2 separate regions of the Homo sapiens genome follow, and region 2 is linked to region 1. A link is a contact called in ENCODE Hi-C or POLR2A ChIA-PET data. All regions are on one chromosome and are shown on one strand. The core of a region is the stretch at or near the end of the contact, and the rest is flanking DNA. Distances in the headings are between cores, read along the strand shown.

What was found. Hi-C counts contacts between places; a loop is a spot of excess contacts on that map. ChIA-PET counts read pairs that join two places held with the same protein, here RNA polymerase II (POLR2A). Pooled maps may share reads with other maps.
Region 2: a map of Caco-2 shows a loop between it and region 1 (5-fold over the local background). The contact joins the enhancer-like site here to the promoter of GPAM in region 1. A Hi-C loop is called at or near these places in 1 of 168 maps with a recorded cell type or tissue (Caco-2) and 3 of 50 pooled maps. POLR2A ChIA-PET finds 5 or more read pairs at or near these places in 1 of 52 experiments (AG04450).

What each region holds. Positions count from the first base shown.
Region 1 is chr10:112,181,580-112,185,371 of GRCh38, reverse strand. It overlaps GPAM (glycerol-3-phosphate acyltransferase, mitochondrial), which reads left to right and starts at 1,607. Exons shown (of 22, transcript NM_001244949.2): 1 at 1,607-1,679; 2 at 2,481-2,578; 3 at 3,559-3,689. The coding sequence starts at 3,588. RefSeq lists a silencer at 1,460-1,689.
Region 2 is chr10:112,259,719-112,263,510 of GRCh38, reverse strand. No RefSeq gene overlaps it. Among named protein-coding and RNA genes, the nearest start is that of TECTB, 22 kb to the left of the region's middle. Within about 2 kb of position 2,155, at least 3 of the 41 ENCODE cell types and tissues checked have a DNase peak (open chromatin) inside an H3K27ac peak, as active enhancers do.

The DNA.
Region 1 (3,792 bases), core at 358-2,857:
TGTCATTTCTGGGATGATTTCAATTGGTTGATTTTTTTTTCTCATTTCCTGCTTCTTTTCGCATGCCTGATAATTCTGTTTGGATTCCAGATGTTGCAAATTTTACCTTGTTAGGTGTTGGTTATTTTTAATTTCCTGTAAATATTCTTGTGCTTTGCTCTGGGACACTTTGTTCTCAAAAACGGTTTAATCCTTTGGTGGCTGGCTTTTAAGATTTCTAAGATAGAATCAGAGTAGCTTTTACATTAGAGCTAATTTTGCCCCACTACTGAAGCAAAACCATTTGAGTTGTGAATTATGAGGTTTTCCAGTCGGGGTGCCAGGATCAGGCACTATTTCTGGTCCTGTATAATCACTGGGTATCTTTCTACTCTGCCTTGTGGGAGCAGAATTAATTTCCTACCCTGTGCAAACTTTAGTAATTGCTCTCTCTTTTCTTCATACATGATTATTTCCTGCCCTTAGGTAGCTTCCTCACACACATGCTCTAATCAGCGGAAGACTGGAGTGAGATCTGTTGTAGATCTCCACAGCTCCTTCTTTCTCTGTGTAGCTTTCTCCTTTCTGATATACAACTCACAGTTCCAGCTGCTTTGGCCTCCCTGCTCTCCCAGTTCTATCTCTTCAACTCAGGGAGTCTGCCTAGCTCTTTTTGGCTGCTCCCTCTAGTTAGTAAATCAAGGCAATCATAGGGCTCACCTCATTTGTTTTCCCTCCTCAAGGACCACTGTCCAGCACAACGTTTAAAAGCCATTGTCTTATAAATGCCTGTTTGTTTTTGTTTTTAGTTGTTTTAGGCAGGAGAGTAAATTCAGTCCTGTTGCTCCATCTTAGCTGGCTAGACTGGATTGCTATAAATTTTAAACTATCTAAATAGTTGCATATATTTAGGGGGTACAAATCGATGTTATGACTTATGAATACAATGTGGAATAACTGAATCAAGCTAATTGACATATCCACCTCAAATACTTCTCAGTTTTCATGGTGAGAACTTTTGAAATGTACTCTTAGCGATTTTGAACTGTATAATACATTATTATTTACTATATTCACCATGCTGTGTAACATATAGTCCGAAGGGGGAAAAAAGCCCTTATTTCTCCTAACTGAGGCTTTTTATACTACAAGCCTTATTTGCTTCTTTTCATATCTCATTTTCCTCCTTAAAGGAAAAGGCACTCAGCCACTTTGGTAGAAATTACACAACATGGCCATTTGCAATCCCTGCCTCTCCCATTCGTAGTAAATCCTACATAGTCTTACAGATCTCATAAAAAGTCAGACCACACACATAACCTGATAGCCCACGCGCACATTCCCAACAGAGCCTGGAAGAGGGACAAGCTCCCGGATAAGCTGAATTTACACAAAGCAGAATGAGGTACCCACACACACTCACACACGCATGGCCTAGGCAGGGTAACCATCTGTCCAGGCGCTCACACACTATCTTTAGCCACACACAGGCACGCACACTCGAGTACACACATTACACCCTCGGATCCGCTCACGCTCCCTGAGGCTCGCAGGCCGGGCCCCGCCCCCGGCGCTGGCTAGCCGGCGGCCCCGCGTCAATGCCACGCGCCGGTTGCGTCATCAGGGTGCGCCACTGCAGCTGGCATTGGCCGGGACTGGAAGTGCGGGCTTCTGCAGCAGCCGAAGCTGGAGCTGCTAGGGTGCGAACTGCCAGGGCAGGTGTGGGCTGCGGGAGGCTACTCGGGCCGGGAGCGCCGGGACAAGTGCATGGAGGTGGTGCGACTCCTGCAAGTTGCTGGGGCAGTCGTGTCCCCTATTCCCTGACACCCGAGCTCCGGTCTTCTCCCTGAGAAATCGGTCGGGCTCGTGCAGGGGTGGGGATCAGGATTCATCTCTCCTGGGGAGACTGCGCTGGGGCATGGGTTCCCCTGGGTTGGAAGGAGTCCTTATGGACTCAGTCCCCTAAGTATCTGCACGCGCGGAGGCGCCGCCAGCCAGCCCGCCTGGGTCCCTAGGGAACATTGAGGCAGTAAGGGGTACTCTGAGAGCAGCCGGTATGCTGGAGATAATTAATGACAGCGTTACCATTGATTGGACTGAGCGCTCACTGTGTGTTACACACTGTGGTAGACCCTTTGTTTATATTATTCCGTCCTCTCAACAATCCAGGAGGTTAAGAGCTATCATTCTGCCCATTTTCCAGATGGGAAAACTAAGGCATAGAAGTTAACCAACTTATGGTAATAAAAAATCACACAGATGGTAAGCAGTGGAAGATTTAAACCTCACAGCTGGTCTTCCAGCCTCTGTCCTTTTCAGATCCTCTAGTCAGCTTCTCTCAGCGCATGCTGCTGGCTGGTGCCTCTGGGATATTGCTTCTTTATTACTCCTTGACCTAGAGCGAACTGTGCGGAGGGAGGAAGTGCAAAACGTGGACCTCCTGTTGGCACAAACGAGCCTCTTTGTCCTCTCCTCATCCTCTCTTCACTTCATTTTCTCAGGCAGCAGCGGCTCCCCTGTTGTATGGACATTCTGCACCCGAAACTGATAGCTGAGTCCTGAAGTTTTATGTTATGAAACAGAAGAACTTTCATCCCAGGTGCATTGGTTTATTCTCTCCCCTAGCCTGTTATGTTAGATTGTACTTATGTTAAATTTTTAAGGACATAGGTGGTTATGCCGAGAATAACAGTGACTGTAGCCAACCCATGTGGGGATTGTAAAGAAATTGGAATATGCCTTCCAAAGGAACACTGTTAATCTAGACATGACCTTTCAGGATTTTAAAGGAATAATTTTAGGCCAGGTGAGAAACAGCCAAAAGCAAAAATAATGTGAGGCTAGAGATTATGTTTGAAAGTTTTTATATTTTGGATTAATATCTATTCTAGGAGTTTACTCTTAGTGAATCTTTTTCCTTAGGGTAGAAAAAAGCTTATCGAAAAGGATGAAAACTTATACATCAGATATTTCAAAATAGTGTGCTTTTCTTTCAGAGCTTTGTAGCTTTGTATTACCTTTGTATTAAAAGTGAAAATGTTCTTTTAGGACATCACAAGAAAATTAAGATCTTAATTTAAGTACGGGAACTTAAGGGGTGCCCTAATTGCCTTAATTAAATAAACATGCCTTCCTTCTGCCAGGAACTATTCAATTAACAAAAATGAAATAAGAATAAGCTCTTATTTTCATTTGCAAATGACTATTCATAGCTATTTTGTTTGGATACAATTCATAGCTATTTTGTTTGGATACTATTTTGTTTGCATACTATGTTTTGTTTGGATACTATTCATAGCTATTTTGTGTGGATACAAAGGATACAATGTTGTATCCTTATATATTCAGGAAGTCTTAGAATACAAATGCTGATTTTTTTTTTTTCTAGTCAGGGAAGCCTAACTGTGTTCATATAAACACATCAAAGTCAGTTTTTACCTTGTGACTCAACATGGTAGAAGTCTGTCAGTTCATGTGATATCCCATTGTGGAGCAAAGTAATGTAGAAATCAGAATTTTGAGTTCTAGTATTTACTCTCTCGATTCCTTGTTAATTTAAATGGTACCTATTTTTTATAGCACATGATTTGGGAATTACACTTTGTGACATGGATGAATCTGCACTGACCCTTGGTACAATAGATGTTTCTTATCTGCCACATTCATCAGAATACAGTGTTGGTCGATGTAAGCACACAAGTGAGGAATGGGTAAGTTTAGGATAAGAGTTAAAAGCACTCAGCCTAAAAATGTTCATTTCAATGATGTTTATGAAGGTGCAAATACTGGCAGCAACATAATATCACATCAAGA
Region 2 (3,792 bases), core at 906-3,405, 78 kb before region 1:
ATCAGACATTGTTCCTGTTCTCAAGTTGCTCACAACCTAGTTTCTTGCTGCTCAACCCTTAAATTTCATAGCCTCTTCCACGCAAGGATGGAGAAACATGTTAATGAAGCACAGGGTGCTTCATCACAATTCCCAAAGCATTGAGCTTAAATCCATTTATTCTCAGGATTTTATAAGAAAGGCTTTATACTAGGTGCCATGAGCAAACAGAAACATACCCCACATAAGCCCTGCCCTCGAGGTATCCCTTGTCCATAAGGAAGCATCGAAAGTGATGCAAAATATGGCAATTTCAAGGCCTAGTGAGCAGGGCAGCTCATGAGGATCTTATGCGTTTGAAGCAGGGAGGGCAACTGGTGGGCTCGGGTGGTGCTCAGGTGATGGGAGGTGAAGCTGAGGCCAACTTCGTGCTGTTGGTTCCTGTGCCAGAGACTCAGATGGGGTAAGCAGGATTCTGTGCAGGGTAGGTACTCAGATGGTATGGTGGTAAAATCTCACCCCTAGGGCCCAACAATTGACATTACTAGAGAGAATTGCAGAGTGGGGAGGGGGAACCACGGAGCCAGAGGAACCTGGGTAGGGCCCACATCTCTACCAGCTACTGCCCGGGTATTCTCAGGCTGGTTCCTTAATCTCTTTGAGCTCAGCTCGCTTTCAGACTTGTTGGAAAAATTAGAAATCAGATGTAATACTGTGTGCATGCGGATGCTTAACAGGTTAAGGTTTGTTCATTATTACCCCTTAAGGGAAAAATATGTTAGGGACCAGGCCAATGTTAACTCCTCCAACTTGGCGCATGTCGACCCAACATTTTCAGATAGTGACTCATCCCTTCAAACCCATTTCACTCTGCAGCTTTGGGAAGGAGGAAGGAGCTATGCACTGGAAAACCTAATTTTGAGTGCCCAACTCGTCACTTACCAGCTTGTGATAACCCTCAGCAACATGTGTTCCTCAATTTCCTCATCTGTAGCATGGAATACGATAGCTATTTAATAGGGCTGTTGTGAAGATTAAATGAGAGAATATATGTTGCAAAAAATAAAGCCATTGGGAATGATCCACAAAATGCCTGTTGACATCATGATGATCTGACCAAGCCCTGGTGGAATTGTATGGACCAAGGCAACGCAGTTGCGCTGTCATTTCTGAAGATGAAGATGGCAAGTGTGATCAGATGGAGGCTGGGCTAATGGTTTCATGCATTCTCTCTTTTCCTAGGCTCATCAGAATAGAACCCTGAAAAGGACGTGAAAGGGACAAAATGAATATTTACCAGGAGCCTGCTATATGCCGGCACTGAGACAGATGGTTTGTACACATTAGTGCATTTCATACTCATAGAGCCCCAACAGATCTTTATGCCTGTTCCAGTTTAGGGATGGAATAAGCTCAGGAGATCCTCTTAAGAACCTCATAATTAGAATTGCCCTGCGATATGACAGAAGGTAGTTTTATGCGGGGGAAAGAAATGAAGAAAAACGACAGGGTTCACATGGAGGAATTGAGGAAATGCAACCCTGGATGGTTCTAGCATCCTCTTTGCAGAGACTTAGCATTTCATGGAACACTAATGTTTCAGAGCAAGAAAAGTGGGTATATGGAGATGATCTAGATTGAATTCTTTTTTTAAAAAATGAGGAAATTGCGGCTCAGATAGTAAGGGACTCACCCATACTCACAGATATGAAGTGAAGAAGGCTAGATTAGAAGTTAGCTCCCTGACTTCTTAGTCCAGCCCTGTTCTATTGCACCATTATTTCATGCTTCTGTGTGTGCCTGTTGGTCTGACTAGGGAAAGGAAATTTGAAGAGGAAAATCACTTTTGGGTTTATTGCTCAAGTGAGAGGCCAGGGGTCATTGAAAACATTAGACTTTCAGCATCGCTGGAATGATTGTCGGTAACACTTGATGGATTCCTTTGATGTCCAGGACTCCCCTTTCTGGGTCTTAGGGAAGCAAGGTCACAAGGCTTTGGAAACTTTGATGTTCACGTGAGCAATTAATGCTTTGCTGCAACTGAACTTTGCCACTTGAACATTATTAGTTTTGAAAGAAGCTGCCTGGCCTCAGAGTTCAAGTTAAACTTGCAACTGGAGCTATGTCCTAAGAGTCAAGCAAGAGGAGTAAAGCGCAGTGGCTGTGGCATGAGACATGAATGATTCAGCACATATTTATCAAGTGCCTGCTCTTTCTCTGTGCAGGGCTCTGTTGAAGACCTTCCTAACTGAGGGAGGTGGACCACAACAAATAAGTGAAATACATAGTGGTGAAAAGAACTATGGGGAAAAGCAAAGCAAGAGAAGGAGAAAGGAAGTTCTAGGAGTGGAGAGTGGGGTTCAGGGTAGGCCTCGCTGAGAAGGGGAGACATATATATGTATATATATAAAACTGTGGTAAGAACAGGTAACATGAGATCTATCCCATCAACAAAAATCTAAGTTAACTACACACACAAGGTTGTGCAGCCGACCTCCAGAGCTTCCTCATTTTGTATAACCAAAACTTTATGCCTGTTGAATAGTAACTCCCCATTGCTCCTCCTCCGGCCCCTGACATCTACCATTCTACTCTCTGTTTCTATGAGTTTGACACGTTTAGATACATTATATAAGGGAAATCATGTAGTGTTTGTCCTGTATCTGGCTTATTTCACTTAGCATAATGTCCTCCAGTTCGTCCATGTTTTGGCATATGGCAGGATTTCCTTCTTTTTATGGCTTCATAATATTCCATTATGTGTGTATAACCACACTTGCTTTATTCATTCATCCATTGATAGACATTTAGGTTGTTTCCTTATTTTGGCTATGGTGAATAATGCTACAATAAACACAGAAGTGGAGATTTATTTTCGACATACTGATTTCATTTCCTTTGATATATACCCAGTAGTGGGATTGCTGGATAATATGGTAGTTCTATTTTTAATTTTTCAAGGAACCGCCATACTGTTTTCCATAGCCGCTATACCATTTTCCATTCCCACCAACAGTGTACAAAGGTTCCCATTTCTCCATATCCTCACCACAACTTATCTTTTGTTTTTAAAGAACAGCCAAATAGGTGTGAGGTGATATCTCATTGTCATTTTGATTTACATTTACCTGATGCTTAGCAATGTCGAACTTCTTTTTATATACCTGTTGGCCATTTGTGTGTTGTCTTTGAAGAAATGTCTATTCAAGTCCTTTGGCCATTTTTAAGTTGGGTTATTTGAAGTTTTGCCGTTGTGTTTTAGGAGGTAAAGGAGACGTTTGAACAAAGACTTGAAGGAGGATTAGAGAGTACAAAGCCACACCAATGACTGGGGAGGAGTTCTTCCAGGCAGCGATAACAAGAAGCAAAAAGTATTAGAGACAGGAGCCTGTATGGGGAGATGGAAGAGTAGCAAGGAGGCCAGTATGGCTGGACTGTGAGTTAGGAAAAGTCATAAGACATGAGGTCAGCATGGTACCAGGGACCAGAGCTGAGGTGGAGAAGTAGTCTGATATGGGGTATATTTTGAATGTGATATCACAACAAATCATCCAATACATCTTTAGTTAACAAATATGCAATGTGTGCTTTCTACATTCAAGGCAAATACAGCACAACCCTGAAGCACTCACCATAAAGGTGGGGTGACAAGAAAGGTAAACAAATAACTGCAATACAAGGCATGTCATAAGCAACACAGAGAGGAGCAAATCACTAGGGGATGTTCCTCTTGTTCCCAATCAGGGATAATTAAAGGCTTTGCTGGTTTGGCCTTTGACAAGGTTTTCAAGAATGGATAGAATTTCTAAAGTC